Linked DNA regions of Homo sapiens: region 2 is linked to region 1. A link is a loop called in an ENCODE intact Hi-C map of the cell type or tissue named here. Cell type or tissue: HepG2. All regions are shown on one strand.

What was found. Hi-C counts contacts between places; a loop is a spot of excess contacts. Peaks named below come from ENCODE experiments on the same cell type or tissue, not always from the same donor. Only the 100,000 strongest peaks of a DNase experiment are listed, where the experiment ranks them.
Region 2: it touches region 1 in a loop (8-fold over the local background); 31 of 110 quality-filtered maps call a loop at or near these places.

The regions. Positions count from the first base shown.
Region 1 is chr11:20,590,054-20,598,053 of GRCh38, forward strand. No RefSeq gene overlaps it. Among named protein-coding and RNA genes, the nearest start is that of SLC6A5, 5.6 kb to the right of the region's middle. RefSeq lists an enhancer at 3,353-3,522. In HepG2, no CTCF peak of the experiment used is centred here; a DNase peak (open chromatin) is centred at 4,778; H3K27me3 peaks cover 1,879 bases.
Region 2 is chr11:20,394,328-20,402,327 of GRCh38, forward strand. PRMT3 (protein arginine methyltransferase 3) reads left to right here. Exons shown (of 16, transcript NM_005788.4): 6 at 1,476-1,635; 7 at 3,250-3,394. Among named protein-coding and RNA genes, the nearest start is that of PRMT3, 11 kb to the left of the region's middle. In HepG2, a CTCF peak has its summit at 3,100 (motif pointing right); a DNase peak (open chromatin) is centred at 3,104.

The DNA.
Region 1 (8,000 bases):
AATGCTCTCACCGTGGGCAATGACAGAGGGTCTTTCCTTTGTCAGTCCCACCAATCACCCAGACTCTTAAATGGTTTGGATGTAGCTTCTCATTTGGCCCCAAAGCTGTGCCCAGGTTAATGACTTGGAAAAACATGTCATCATCCACATAATCTGCAGAAACCAGAGAGAGCCCTGAATCAGGCATTTCCACTGCAGAAGAAGCATTCACAAATCCTCCACATTTTAACAATGTTTGTATTATTTCTTGCAATTGTTTAATTAAATCCTGTGTAAACAGATGAGCTTATTTGCTTGAGTCCTAATAGTTGTAAAATTTGCATATTGTGCATACTGACAATTACAAATACTTGTATTTACCAAATAATATTATTTCCATAAAAAATTCCTTTATGTTAAAGAGAAAACTGATTTATTCTTTATGGAAACATAGTATGGTCTTTGTTCCCATGGCTTTTTTATAGCCAGAAGTATTCACAGATTGCTGAGCATCGTTAGGAAAATGAATGAAAACAAAGCACAGAGCACTGTCACTCTCTGCTCAGAGCTTGGTTACATCTTCATACACAGCTCCATGTCTCCATTTTGAAGGCAGTCATCAGAAAAACTGGTCCAGATAAGATGAATCCAATTCTGAAAAATGTGCAATTCCTTTAGGAAGTAATCCCATAGTTAGGAACCGACACTACGAATCAAAATTAGAGACATGAGCAAAGATGTATATAGACAGAAATATATATAATATAGTACTATTTATCTTAAAAATTAGAAATGGCTGGGTATATTGGCTCATGCCTGTAATCCCAGCACTTTGGGAGGTCAAAGAAGGAGGATTACTTAAGCCCAGGAATTAGAGGCTGCAGTGAGCCATGATTGTGCCACTGCACACCTGCCTGGGCAACAGAGCAAGACCCTGTCTCAAAATAAAATAAAATAAAAATTAGAAACAGTTCAAATGCATAGTAATTGTTTACTACTTAAATTGTAGTATATTCATGCTATGAAAATCTATGCAGTAATTAAAAATGATGATGTAAATTTTATGGCAATGAAATGGAACTATATCAATAATATAAGTGAAAAAAGATTATAAAACAATATGAATAGCATGATCTCGATTTTGTAAAAACAAAAACTACGTCTCTATACATATGAAAGACTAGGAAGCTCTACACCAAAACATTAATAAGATACATTTTAGGCTAGATAGGAATGTGTATTTTTATGTTTTCTTGGGGGGAGTTTTTCCAACCTTTTCATATTAAGCCCATATTATTTTTATAATCAGAAATATAATACAAATGAAAACTAATAAAATACAAAAATATGGTTTAGCAAAGATAGTAAGATGGCATGTAAGAAACTAAGAGGCTATTCTGTGACTTTTTAAATCGTTTATTCAAAAATACTACTGCATATCAGTACAAGTTGGAAAGAGGCTTAAAAAATTCATACATTTCTGCCTTTGAAGCATTCACAATTTAGAACAGTATTGTCCAGTAGAATTTTCTGCAATTAACAGAAATGTTCTTTGTACTGTCTAATGTAAGTAGCTGTTGGGCACTAAGAATATAGTTAGTGTGAGTGAATAATACAATTTTGCATTTAATTTTATTTTAATTAATTAAAATAACAGTAGCCACACTTGGCTATTAGCTGTTGTAGTTGAAAAGATGCACATGGAAATAAATAATTACAATGCACTAGTGCTAGGGAAGCACAGAGAATGGAGATATTAACTTTTTTCATAAAAAACCTCCAAGAGGAGATACATGTTGGGCAAAGTCTTACGTATAGGTAGAAATTCATTCTAGAAGGAAGAGCATTGCAGGCAGAGGACACTGCAGTGGCAAAGGCATAGCGTTATGATGGGCTTGGCATTTTAAGGGAGGTGCAGTGTAAAGAGATAGAAAAAAGAACCCATTTGAAGAAAAGAAAAAAAAAACAGGCAAAGCTCATTTCCCATCAAGAAAGATGGGCAGAGGCCGGGCGCGGTGGCTCATGCCTGTAATCCCAGCATTTTGGGAGGCTGAGACGGGCGGATCACCAGGTCAGCAGATCGAGACCATCCTGGTTAACACAGTGAAACCCCGTCTCTACTAAAAATACAAAAAATTAGCTGGGCGTGATGGCGGGAGCCTGTAGTCCCAGCTACTCGGGAGGCTGAGGCAGGAGAATGGCGTGAACCAGGGAGGCGGAGCTTGCAGTGAGCTGAGATAGCGCCACTGCACTCCAGCCTGGGGGACAGAGCGAGACCCCGTCTCAAAAAAAAAAAAAAAAAAAAGATGGGCAGAATAAAGTCCTTAGAATGGCCCATTATTTTAAAAACCAAAGAAGAAAGATGGGCAAAATACATAAAGATTTGGTGAACAAATCCAGGAATATTAAGATGTGTAGAAAGGAGTCATCTGGGTACATCTCTAAGGGCATAGTGTCAGACTTCAGATAGTAACTTTCAACTCTGGTATCTCAAAGTAGAAGGAGCTCTTGCCAGGCACCATGCTAGAAGCTTTTATACACTTCATCTTATTTAATCAATCAAAGGAACTCCATTTTATTGAAAAGGAAAGTGAGGCTCTGCAGATAAGTAAATGTTAGTTAGCCACACGTTGGCTATTAGCTTCCCAAGAACACATAGTTAACAAATGGCTGAACTTGGTTCAAACTCTTGACTAATGTGTACTACTAAAGCCCTATTTTCACGATATAATGTTACCCTCCACCCAGAAAGATGTTTAAACTGAAATAGAAACACCCTGAAATAGAATGTAGATTCTAAGAGATTATTCTAAAAGATTTGTAGATCATTTCCAAGCTCTAATGGTGAAATTCCAAGGGACAACTACCATAATGATTAACTCTGGATTGTCTGCCAAAAATGGTAGGCATAGGTGGCCTCCTCCAGGCCGTTGTTTGAAATGGTCTTAGAAATCTGGATGCCACAGATTGCTAGAACCAACAGTTGCAAATGGGGTGCCAATGTCCATAGTCCCCTAGACCCAATTTACAAGGGTGCTACCCAGTGACAAAATCACAAGGTCCTAAAGCTTGTTAATGCTGTCTAGCAGTTCTGTACAGGTATAAATTCTCTTGAATTTTCCAAGTTCTGCTTCATGGATTAGCATCCTTACCATTGTACCTTTCTGAACCTTCTTCATGTTCCACCCAATAGCCTTGGTTAACTACATAAACTGCCTGTACAGTGAAGATTTCCAACATCTGTTTCATTCTACTTGTGGGAATTCCTGCTAGGTTTTCCTGACATTGAACTTAATTCCCCACCCCCCATTGCCCCACCAACTAGGACAAAAAAAGAAGACCAGGGAAACATTTAAGAAAGAGAAAAAAAGAGAATCTTATTCACCAACATTGCAGACACATTATCAATTCTCTTGTATTAGAAGTCTCCTATTTCCCATAATAAATATATTTGAGACCTTACAAGATCTGACCTCTTACAAGGCTAGTATCTCCCATTTTGGGGTTCGGGAACTTTCAGCAGATGGATAAACACAGAAGACTCATACCTGGAAGGAGATTACTGAGTAGTTTCACCAAAAATATGCAACAAGCAAAGCACGACTACCAAAAGGATAGCAGAGGAAAGGCAGCAGAGGAAAGGGGTGAATGCTTACTGGAAAGACATTAATGTTATCATTATGGAAGAATTAGAAATCAGGAATTTTCAATTTGGTGTAATTTTAATGTAAATTACTTTATAGTTTAGTGTACATTATAAGGATAAGGGTGGGGGTAGCAGAGCAGCATCATATTTTCCAAGACTGTGTCCTCTGAAGGTCTTAATTATGCCCTGGTTCCACCCCAGCAGAGCTAAGAGATAGAAACATGATGACCTGAGGAAGGAGGATTAGCCACATATTGGTAGCTGGGATCCTTAATTAACCGAATTCATTTTTCTGAGCTCTACTCTTCAGAGAAAGACAATAAAATAGGCGTAGGGGTAATACTTCCTAATGAAAGCCTCGGTGAATATTCTCATTAATTAAAGCAATAGATTCTAGTGCTGAATTCTTTCCTTTAAATTTTTTATACATATTTTACATAAATTTATAAGTATGACTAGTAGAACTATTTTTGTTTAAGTACAATCTTTGTCACCCTCCGTCCACTTTTTCTGCTTGGCTCTTCCCTCGTCTCCTGAGCTCACATCAATGCCCACATTGTCTACCAGTAATCTTACCTACTAACTTATGTGTGTGCGTCACATTTTACTAGAACACATACACACACACGCGCGCACACACACACACACAGACAGAAGAGAGAGGGAGAGACAGACAGACATGGCATTTTAGTTACTATTTATTTTATAAAAATAAGATTGTATTATACATACTTTAATGTATCTGGCTTTTCTCAATACATCATGAAAATCTCTCCAATCTCTGAATGGTTCTAATTCAATCTTTTTAACAGCTACAAATCATTCCACGCTGCAGATACTCTAATGATCTAATGTGGCTATTTCTTTTTTCCGCAGGCTTTCACTTTATCAACTATGCTATAATAAACACTCTTGCACTATGGTTTTTTATTTCTCTGGGATAGATTTCTAAGAGTGAGATTGCTGGGTCAAAGGATAATATAGTTCTTTTTTCTTTCTTTCTTTTTTAAAGAGATGCCACTAGAATTTGTTTCTAATTTGTCAAATGACCTTGAGTACTCACTTTTCCTCCCTGGACCTGGAACTCTGCTTTCTCACTGATAAGGCAGGCATGTGGAACTATAGATGACCTTGAACTCCTTTTCATCTTGTCATATACTTCTCTGCTTCTGCGCTAGCACCCACTGCCCTGTGTTTTGCTGCAGTGAAGTGAGAATCATCATTACTGCTGACTCAGGAACAAGCGTTCTGCCTGTCTGAGTCATGGAATTTTGGACCTGCATTTTGCACAGACTGATTATTTAGCTGAACCATTGATTTCCAAGTATGAGCTCTTCTGAAATGCTATGATGAGGGATGCTTGCTTTGATTAACTTGTGTTTCCCTGACACCCCTGGGTTCAGATGAGAACTGAACAGTGAGGCTGATTATGAAGCTCCAAGCTTCTGTCCTTTCTTTATACTGAAATTTACCTTCATATAAACAAAAAGTGCCTCAGGAAAAACTCATAGCAGCTTCTGTATTTGAGCACTTTTCCTGGATGCTCCTAATTTTCATTTAGTAAAGGTAAATACTTGATTATTGGGCGACCAAACACTGGATGAGGAGGGAAAATGTTGCACAATCATTACGTATTTTGTAAGGTTTTCTATTCTGCATAAGTCTACCCATATTAAACCTTCCGACCCAGGGAGAGGGATTTGTCTTATTTGCTAATTTTGAGAGGCTTCAAACATATGTTTCCTTTAGACTGAATAATATTGTTAACAATAGCTTATTGAAAGTATGCCGGGTAGCCAATCTCAATCTAGGCACTTCGCATGCGTTCTTTCGTTTAATCCTCAGGCCACCCTTGAGGTTAGGTTAATTTTTTTTTTTTTGAGACGGAGTCTCGCTGTCTCCCAGGCTGGAGTGCAATGGCGCCATCTTGGCTCACTGCAACCTCCGCCTCCCAGGTTCAAGCTGTTCTCCTGCCTCAGCCTCCTAAGTAGCTGGGACTACAGGTGCGTGCCACCATATTCAGCTAATTTTTTGTATTTTTAGTAGAGACGGGGTTTCACCATGTTAGCCAGGATGGTCTCGATCTCCTGATCTCATGATCCGCCTGTCTTGGCCTCCCAAAGTGCTAGGATTACAGGCGTGAGCCACTGCGCCGGCCGAGGTAGGTTAATTTTTATTATGCTCATTTTACTGATGGGGAATTTCCCCCAAGGTCACAGAGCTAGGAAGTGGTGCAGTGTGTCTGCAGAGCCCACATTCTTAGCACAGAACAACACTGCAATGGAGCTGGGCAGTAGTAGACAAGTGGGACAAAAATACGGCATGGCTTCTTGACTATCGGCCATGTCACCTGAAACCCACACTGAGCCCTCACATCCATCATCTATGGAAGTTGTAGGTGTTAACGACTCCCATGTTAAAATCACATAAACATAGACATAGGCGCTCATACTCTATCCCTCATGTGGTGGATGGAGAGGAGCCAACACAGACAGGGACTCAAAGCTAGGCTCTGCCCTCTGACCCTGGACACGTTCCTTCGCCTGTCAGTCGCACTGGCAGCTCTTTCTTGCATGCTGCCCTGAGGACCAGAGGAGGCTGGTGCCACAGTGCCCCGCTAACGCCAGAGCAATAGCTTGTAAAACACCGGTATCTTTCCCTCCTCTCTCCTTCCTTAGTGCAAAGGAGGGCAGCGACTTGAATGCGGTAGGCCGCCCTCTGGGCCCTCTCCTGTCTGGGTTGCAGCTGGCGTTTCGTGTCTTGGCAGTAACACTGGCGTCAGGACTGTCACCGGATGGCCTGTTTTTCAGAAGGCTACCCCCATACAACCGAGTGGACACGAGTTTTCAAAAATATTTATTTGCTTATCTGCAAGGCAGGAGAGGAGGGAACAAAGTGATCGAGGACAAAATCAATTACTATTTTTCATCTTTGACAAAGTAATTAAGGCCGTAGTGACTGGCTAATTCAGACCGAATGGCTGCGCGGTGATGGATGCGGATTTACGGCCTCCTTGGCTGCGGCGCGCTGGGCCTGATTATCACTATAAACAGGCGTCCGCGGAGGGCGGGGGCGGAGGCCCGCGTCTAGAGGACGTGCGGCTGGTCTTCTTCTTCTTCTTCTTCTTTTTTTTTGTTTTTGTTTTTTAATACTGCGGTTCCATCCTCTGCGCTTCGTAGGCGCTGACACACACCCATACGCACGACCTGCTGCCCCAGGGCCTGGCTTCCTGCCTCCGCATGCTCTCTCCCGCCCCTGAAGCCCAACCTTCAAGCCCTGCTGATGCCCGCCCCTCCGTCCCAGCGTTGGCCTCATAGCGAACCCTCTTAGGCCTCTCCGTTCCAGACCCTCCCTCCATTCTCCACGTAGCCCCTCCCTTCTAGAATCTTGCGGCTGAAAGTGGGGGCAGGCGGGGAGCCCGAATAGCGCCTCAGCCAAACCCCGCAGCCGTTCCTGCGCGTCACCCGCCTCTGCAGAGCCTGACGCGCGGCAGTCTCCACGCCGGAACCCAAGTGCTCACTGGGCCGGGGAGGGCCAGCGGGCGAAATATCAGGCCTGGGGGCTGAGCGGGGGCGCTGGGCGTCACTCAGGCCCAGGGCCGCAGCTGGGGGAAGTGAGAAGGCCGGCAGGATTCTGCCCACTCTGCGCAGTTCTCCCTTCCTCCCGGGGCAGCCAAGTCTGTGCGCCCTGGAACGTCCGGGCGCCGCGTAGACTCTCCATTCGCACCTGGCCCTTTGCGGGGGCTGCTCAAATGCAAATTGGGAAACTGGCCAGAACCTTCCAAAGTCGTGACTGTCCCTCGGGGAAGTCGGCCGGGGAACCGCAGAGGGAGGCCTACACCGATCTTTGGGCCCGCCTCGTGGTACCGCTCCGGCCGATCGCTCTCTGAGCCCGAGCCTGCCTGCCAGGCCTGCCTTCTACAGTTCTCGCATTCGTCTTGAGCCCTCTCGGAAACTGGGGACTGTTTAGGCAGAAACACTCGTAGGTCCCCTTGGCGTCCCCCAAGATGCCAAGAGCCTGCGGGGTGCTTCTCAGCGCCAGCCGGAACTTGAGCAGGCACCCCTGCGGAATTCTCAGTCCCACCCACTCAGACGACCCTCCTCCAGCCAGAGTCCACCACAGCCCACCCTACCCTCTTAACCCTCGTTCCCGACCTCTCCCTACGAGCGGGCCCCGGGGAGAGAGCGACTGACCCTAGCGACAGCCCGGCGGGAGGTGGTTGGGATCTTCTCCAGGGTTCAAAAGCGACTTTCTGAGCCCCAATTTCCTCAGCTTTGCAATTGGTATAGTTTCTGAAAGGCCATTGCTAAATCTAACCGAGATAATTCATGGATATCCCTTGCACAATGGTTGAGTATTGAGATCTCAATAGACG
Region 2 (8,000 bases), 200 kb before region 1:
AGGATATTTAATAATATCAGCAATAAGACTTTAGTGTATAGATTTCACTCCACCTTGCCCAGGATGAAAAATTATTGAATGTGTAGAATTCTTTACACGCTGTCCTTAGGAATGTTTTTTTTTTCCTCCAGTTTTATTCAGGTATAATTGATAAGTGAAAATTGTGTACATTTCAGGTATACAATGTGATGATTTGATATGCATATACATTGTGAAATGATTACCATAACCAAGCTGATTAACATCATCACCTCACATTCCATTTTTTTATTTTTGTGGTGAGAACAGTTAAGATCTATTGTCTGCAAATTTCAAGTATACAGTGCAGCATTTTTAACTATAGTCACTTTACAATAGACAGATGCCCAGAACTTACTCATCTTGTAGCTGAAAGTGTGTACCCTTTGACCAACATCTCCTCATTTCCACCACCATTCCACTCTCTGCTGCTGTGAGTTTTTTTTTAATTCCACACAAGAGTGAGATCACACAGTATTTGTCTGTTTGTGTCTGGCTTATTTTGCTTCACATAATGTCCTCCATGTTCATTCATATTTTCATATATGGCAGGATTTCCCTTAAGCAATATCTGAATTTAATACCTGCTACAATAAGGACATGGGCTAGGAGGTGGCTTTGTGTAATGGGAAGAACGTGGGCTGGGAAGGCAGGTTTGGGTTTAAATCTTAGTTCCTCCATAAACAGATATATAACTTTAGGATAGTCACTTAATTTCTCTGAAATTTATTTTTTCCTTGCCTAAAATAGGGATAAATACATCTTAACTGTGTTTTGAGAATAAAACAAGATGTAATGATGTACTGGAAAGATACCTGCTGATCAATAAATATTAGGTTTTTTTCTTTCTACTTTTTTCTTTCTTCCTGGATTTGGTTGAGTATAATTAATAATTAATATTTAAATATATGTTCAGTTTAGCCAACTAATGAAAAACTTAGACTAACAGCATGCTCTTTGAATTCAAATTAAAATAGTGTAGATGATAAATATTTATTATTATTATTATTACTTTTAAGACCGAGTCTCACTGTATTGCCCAGGTTGGAGTACAGTGGTGCGATCACAGCTCACTGCAACCTCCGCTTCCGAGGTTCAAGCAATTCTTCTGCCTCAGCCTCCCAGGTAGCTGGGACTAAAGGCTCGCATCACCAGACCTGGCTAACTTTTTGTATTTTTTTTTTTTTAGTAGAGATAAGGTTTCACCAAATTGGCCAGGCTGGTCTTGAACTGTTGGCCTCAAGTGATCTGCCTGCCTCGGCCTTCCAAAGTGCTGGGATTACAGGCAAGAGCCACTGTGCAAAGCCAAGATGATTAATATTCAATTAAAAGTACTTTCACTAATCTTTCTCAATTGGCCACATAGTAGAAACTTAGGGCGTATTTATTCCTAACATATTTATACTTGTTTTATTGTTATAAGATGGCCTGATAATAATGTCCATTTATTTCTTTAGATGTAGAAGATCTTTATGAACCGGTGTCAGTACCCTTCTCATACCCCAATGGACTCAGTGAAAATACATCTGTTGTTGAAAAATTGAAACATATGGAAGCCAGGGCACTGTCTGCTGAAGCCGCATTGGCCAGAGCACGTGAGGATCTGCAAAAAATGAAGTAATTTATCAATCTTGCAAAATTAATTGTTTTAGATCTCCAGAATAATACAACCTAATGGCAAAGTAGAATATAGTAGAACATTTCATATACTGGAAAGTACAATGTAGATATTTTATCTTCATACTGTTAAAGATATGTAGCATTTTTGTACACTATGGATATAGTTAATTAATATAAAATCTTATAGTTTTACCTATTCTGATATGTTCTGACAAATGTTGTCCTCATGAATGTTTTTGTTCTTTATTGCCTTCCTTTCAGTTTTCCTGTTTGCATTGATTTCTCCATTTTACTTTTTCTATCCTAGTTTTTTAAAGTGGAAGGATTAATCTTTTTGAGGTTTGGGGAAAATACAGGGTTGAAGTTTTTAGTTTTAAAGAATCAAAATGTAGGCCGGGTGCGGTGGCTCACACCTGTAATCTCAGCACTTTGGGAGGCCGAGGCAGGAGGATCATGAGGTCAGGAGTTTGAGACCAGCCTGGCCAACATGGTGAAACCCTGTCTCTACTAAAAATACAAAAATTAGCCGGGTTGTGGTGGTGCACGCCTGTAATCCCAGCTACCTGGGAGGCTGAGACAGGAGAATTGCTTGAATCCGGGAAGGGGAGGTTGCAGTGAGCTGAGATCGCACCACTGTACTCCAGCCTGGGCAACAGAGCAAGACTTTGTCGGGGTGGGGTCGGTGGGGGGGAATCAGAATGTAATTATGGTGTAGTATGAACCCAGAAAACCAGATATACAGTGACAGTTTTTTCCAGTGAATAAATTAGCATTCTACTGGTGTAGTACTTTTCAAAGTTTAATGTGCATAGGAATCAACTGGGATCGTGTTAAAATATAAATTCTGATTCAGAAGATTGAGAATAGGGCCTGAGATTCTGCATTTCTGACAAGTATACCTCACAGGCCTTCCTGTTGGATTTGTAAGCTGTTTGCTGTTGCCTGAGTACCCATCTGATGGTTTGCCAGAATGAATGTCCAGCAGGAAAGATAGTAGAGCCAATTGTAGTTCCTCTTCCCTGTTTCAGAATTTTTATGCTAGGTAACCAAGTAACCAACACCAGCTCTACCTTTTGCCCCTTTGAACTTCTCCCTTTTATATACCTTATGGATTCCTAATATGTCATGATCTGAGAGGGATCTAAGTTTTAGAGCTGGAGTGGGCGGTGCTGGTGTATGTAAATAATTATCTATTTGGGTCTACTTTCTGCTTACATAATACTCCCAAGAAATAATATGGTTTTAAAGAATATTAATAGAGCTGAAATAAACGACATTGATTCATTTGCTAAAAAAGGATTTTAAAACAATAGAAATAATAGAGGATTATAAAAGTAATATGCTTATTTGTTCAGTTGAAAGACATAAGGAGCTACAATCTGCGGTTGGCATTGCTTTTGTGGTTTGTAGAAGGAGTATGTATAATTGTTTCTGAATATTGCCATTGCTTCAGATCCAGCAGGGGGAGCTTTCAGTTGTTCAAGATAGAATGTGATTTAGAAGACTCATCACACTGTACTCCCTCCCCTTTCCTCTTCCTCAACCTCTAGCCTTTCCTTTATTCATGGTCCAATAAACCTGTCTCAAGGGTGTATTTCAAATTGATTACAGACAATTTGCTCAGGATTTTGTGATGCACACAGATGTCAGAACCTGCTCGTCATCTACTAGTGTCATTGCGGACCTCCAGGAGGATGAGGATGGTGTTTATTTCAGCTCATACGGGCATTATGGGATACATGAAGAAATGCTAAAGGTTAGAAAAGAACACAAATGCGTCAAATCCATACTAAAGGAAAAATAGAACAGGTTCTTTCTTAATATATGTGTGCACTATAGGAGACCTCTTTTTTTTGGGTGGGGAGAACTGCTTTTTAAACACCTCTTTGGTGCTTGGTATCTCATCTTGGGTTGAAAATATTACAAGACTGGGCACGGTGGCACATGCCTGTAATACCAGCACTTTGGGAGCCCGAGGCAGGAGGATTGCTTGAGCCCAGGAGTTTGACACCAGCCTGGGCAATACAGTGAGACCCTGTCTCTATTTAAAAAAAAAAAAAAAAAAAAAGATTACAGAGGCATCAGTCATTTGTACATTCCATTTAAAATCATTAATCTTTTTATGAAATCACTTTTTCCTTAAAATATTGGAAAAACGACAATTTTAGTCTTCTCAAGGGCAGCTATTAAATAGGAACAATTAGATGGATTAAATTATATATTACCTTTTAACGTGTAAAGGAAATGATTAATTTCAGTGTTTTAAATAGCCATACTGACTTTTGTTTGGGCCAATAATAATTCTTTGATATAAAGTTTAATTATAAATCTCACAATTTTTATGGTGTAAGTTTTTTACATTTGAAATAATTGACATATAGGAGTATTTCCTGAATTGGTCAAATTAGGTACAGTTGTGCACTGCATGCTAGTGTTTTGGTCAGTCAGACTGGTGTGATGGTGCTTCCATGAGACTATAATGCCATATTTTTTTTTGTTGTTGTTGAGATGGAGTCTCGCTCTGTCACCCAGGCTGGAGTGCAGTGGTGCGATCTCGGCTCACTGCAAGCTCCGCCTCTCAGGTTCACGCCATTCTCTTGCCTCAGCCTACCGAGTAGCTGGGACTACAGGTGCCCGCCACGGCGCCTGGCTAATTTTTTGTATTTTTTAGTAGAGACGGGGTTTCACCGTAATGCCATATTTTTACTGTACCTTTTCTATCTTTAGATATGCTTAGATACACAAATACCACTGTGTTACAGTTGCCTACAGTATTCAGTACAGTGACATGCTGTACAGGTTTGTAGCCTAGGAGTAATAGGCTATCTTACAGAGCCTAGGTGTGTAGTAGGCTATATACCATCTCCATTTGTGAAGTATTCTCTATGATGTTCACACAACAACACATTTCTCAGAAGTATCCCTAGCATTAAGCAACATGTGACTGTATTTAAATCTGGCTGGTTTTAATTTTTATAACGGTAATATCCATATAAAATAGAAGTTGATTTCTAGCTATACTTGATAATTATACATTTTATTAAGTATTATAGATTGTAAAATAGGAAGATGTAATTTTTAGTTCAGTGAAATTGAGAATATCTACATAGAGTAAAATAAATGTTGGAACGTAAAATTGAAAGTTTTAGATGTTTATCTCTGAATTTTAGATGCCACCATTACCTGTTCTTAAAACCAACAAACAAAATATCCCTTTCTAAATCCTTCTTTCAGAGATTGTTTTATTTTATGGTTTCCCTGAAGCATAGGCATTTAAGCTAACCAGGGATATTTGATAACATGTATATATTTTGTTGATTCAGTTTTGCTGGATCACAGAATAGAAGTTTGGTAATTGATAATTGTACTTATATGGGGTCTTTTAAAACATTGTCATGTCATTACTAATTGCATGTCATGGTTGTGCTTTTTGTTGTCACGTAGGTAATGGCATAACATTATAAATAATAGATATGTTATTATAAGTAATACGTTATTTTAAGTCTCAGTGAATTTGTTGAAAAGAAATTGACTTGCTTCATTTTCTTTATTAAAATTAATTTTTTTATGTTTAGAGTATTTTCTTTAAAGAGGTTTATCTAGGGCCATGTTTGTCATATTAAATCACCCCATCAGCTTAAATACCATAAACCTTTCATTCCTTTGGTATGGAAATTGTGTTGGGCTTTTCAGACAGATTAAAGGTCACCGAAACTTTCAGTAGAGTGTTGAGTGTTGTGAGTACAATCATCAGGGAAATTCAGTTTGAGTACTTACCATTTACAAATCTTTATCCTGGACACTTGTATGTCAGTAACCATAAGACTTCACACCTGCTCTGGTACGTTTAACTCCTTTCAATGTACATATAGATTTAAGAAGTTCCAACTTGAAGTTTCCAGTGCCACCTTCTCCCTTTGAGAGAATCACTTAAATATCATTCTTTGTGCCTTAGCTTCCTTTAGTTCTTGTGCAGTGTAATTTCCTCCCCTTGGAAATGATTTGATTAAATGTCTATAGGACATATGGATAGTTGATTCAAAAAGAACTGTTTATTCATTTGCATTTTGCCAAGTTACGTGCCTTGGATGAATGTGAAGCATGCCTTATATCACAGCTTTATTTCTTGTTTCTTAGAACGATTCTTAGCACACATAAACTGTTCAAGGTATATTACCACTAGAATCTTACCTAATTTTTATAAATCATTTAAAATTGAGAAATCATATTTACAGGACATATTTTTATGCTTGGCATTGGCCTTGTTTTTATAGAGTATAATTTGGATTTTTTGTTGCTTGGCTTCATGTCTTTCCATGACACTATTTTTGGTACATGTTTTAATTATAATTTTAAATAAAAGTAGCTTGTGATCTTATTTCTTTAGATAAGATGAAGATACCTTTTTTGAATTCCAGAGATATGATTGATAGAGGGATAGATTACATGAACTTTCAGAATTCCTTGCCACTTTATCTTTTTGAAGAAGAGTCATCATTGGCTAACACTATAAATCCGAAATGCATCGGTCTTCTTTGTTTTAAGATAAACATTATTCATTCTGTTGTACATTTATCACAGATCATAGTACCATTTAGTAAAGTGAAATTTCAGTAATTTTTCTTTGCTGCATTCTCTTTATTGTATCTGCACCTGTCTCATGCACTTGGTCCACCTTTATGAGCTTGTAAATTAAAAACATACTGTTGCTTGTGTATGTAAAATTTGTAGTATATAACTTTTTTCTTTACCTTCATTCTTTTTTTTATATTTGTAGGAATAATTTCTTGATACTTTACTAGTCTTAAAATATTATCTTGCTCCTAAGTATTGGAGCAGTAATTTTGTTATTTTATTTTTCTTAGTTTCAAGGTTGATATAAAAAAAATTTTTAAATTTCTGTTTATTGTTGATTTGTATTGACGTGTTAGCCTTTGTTAGAATAAATTTTTAGAAATGGTTATAAAGGCTACTCTTTTATTTGCTTGCGTTTTCGTATTTATTGGATTTTTTTTTTTTCCAAAAATTAAGTGACTGAATTGAAGCTCTGCTATATACAAGACACTATGTTTTGTATACTTTGGATTTCATTACACCAGCATGAGCATACAAACAAAAACAGATTTATATATTGTAAGAGCCAGAATGAAAGATTGTAGTTTAGTTGAGCAGCAGTGCATGGCATTAGGATAGCAGTTGGAATTCTTTTGATTAAGGGGAAGTAGTGGTCAGGCAGTATGATTAGTGGGAGCTTTCTGAGTGACTGCATTCCTGACTGATGTTCACTCTGTGTAAGTTTTGTCGTTTCTGCAAAAATCACTGGTTATAGTATCAGAAGAGTGTAAAATTTGTAAAAGTGTATGAAACGGTATGCTTTGAAAAAAAGTTTTAAAATTAGATAATTAGTTAATATATATACATTTATTCATCTTAGTAATTCTTCAGGAGAAGATTTAATAATTTTTTTGTAAAGCAGTGAGAAATAATCAGAAAACATGGAATTAATTATGGACAATTCCCTTTTTAGGTCTAGTACTTAAGTAAAACAACTTGCCCTTTAAGATCTCCTTTTATGCATTAAAAAAAAACTCAGTTGGCATAAAAATGTATTGGGGGTATGAGTTGTATAAAATTTTGATATTGTAGCAATTGGTGTAATATGTTCTTTTCACCCTAATGTGAAACTTAAAACTAGAATTCCCATTCTATGATATTTATTTTTATCACAGTCATATTTTACTTACTTGACAGCAGAGCCCCTAACTGCTTAATTTGCAGTCAGTATGTGTTTCAACCTAGGGAATCAACTCTGTTCATGAACCAGCATAAATGTTAGAGTTACATGTTTGCCTTGGTCACAGGTTATGGGAGACTCCAGAGTGTAGGAGCCTTATAATGTGGGCTGCAGGGCTCAAATGATTTACTTTTAGGCTTACAGGCTTTTAAACATCATTTCCTACTACAGAAATTTTTACAGACAAAACAGGAATGTAAATCAGATAGGTGCTGATCAATGACTTTCTTAGAAAAACGTATCCAGTTTAGTGTAATTTTTTGTATGTAGCTGAAACGTATCCAGTTTAGTGTAATTTTTTGTATGTAGCTGCAATGTTTACATTTATTTACTTTTATCTCCTTTCTATTTTTGTTTTTGTTTTTTTTTGTTTTTTGAGACGGAATTTGCGCTCTTGTGGCCCAGGCTGGAGTGCAATGGTGCAATCTCAGCTCACCGCAACCTCCGCCTCCCGGGTTCAAGAGATTCTCCTGCCTCAGCCTCCCCAGTAGCTAGGATTACAGGCATGCGCCACCACACCCGACTAATTTTGTATTTTTAGTAGAGACAGGGTTACTCCATGTTGGTC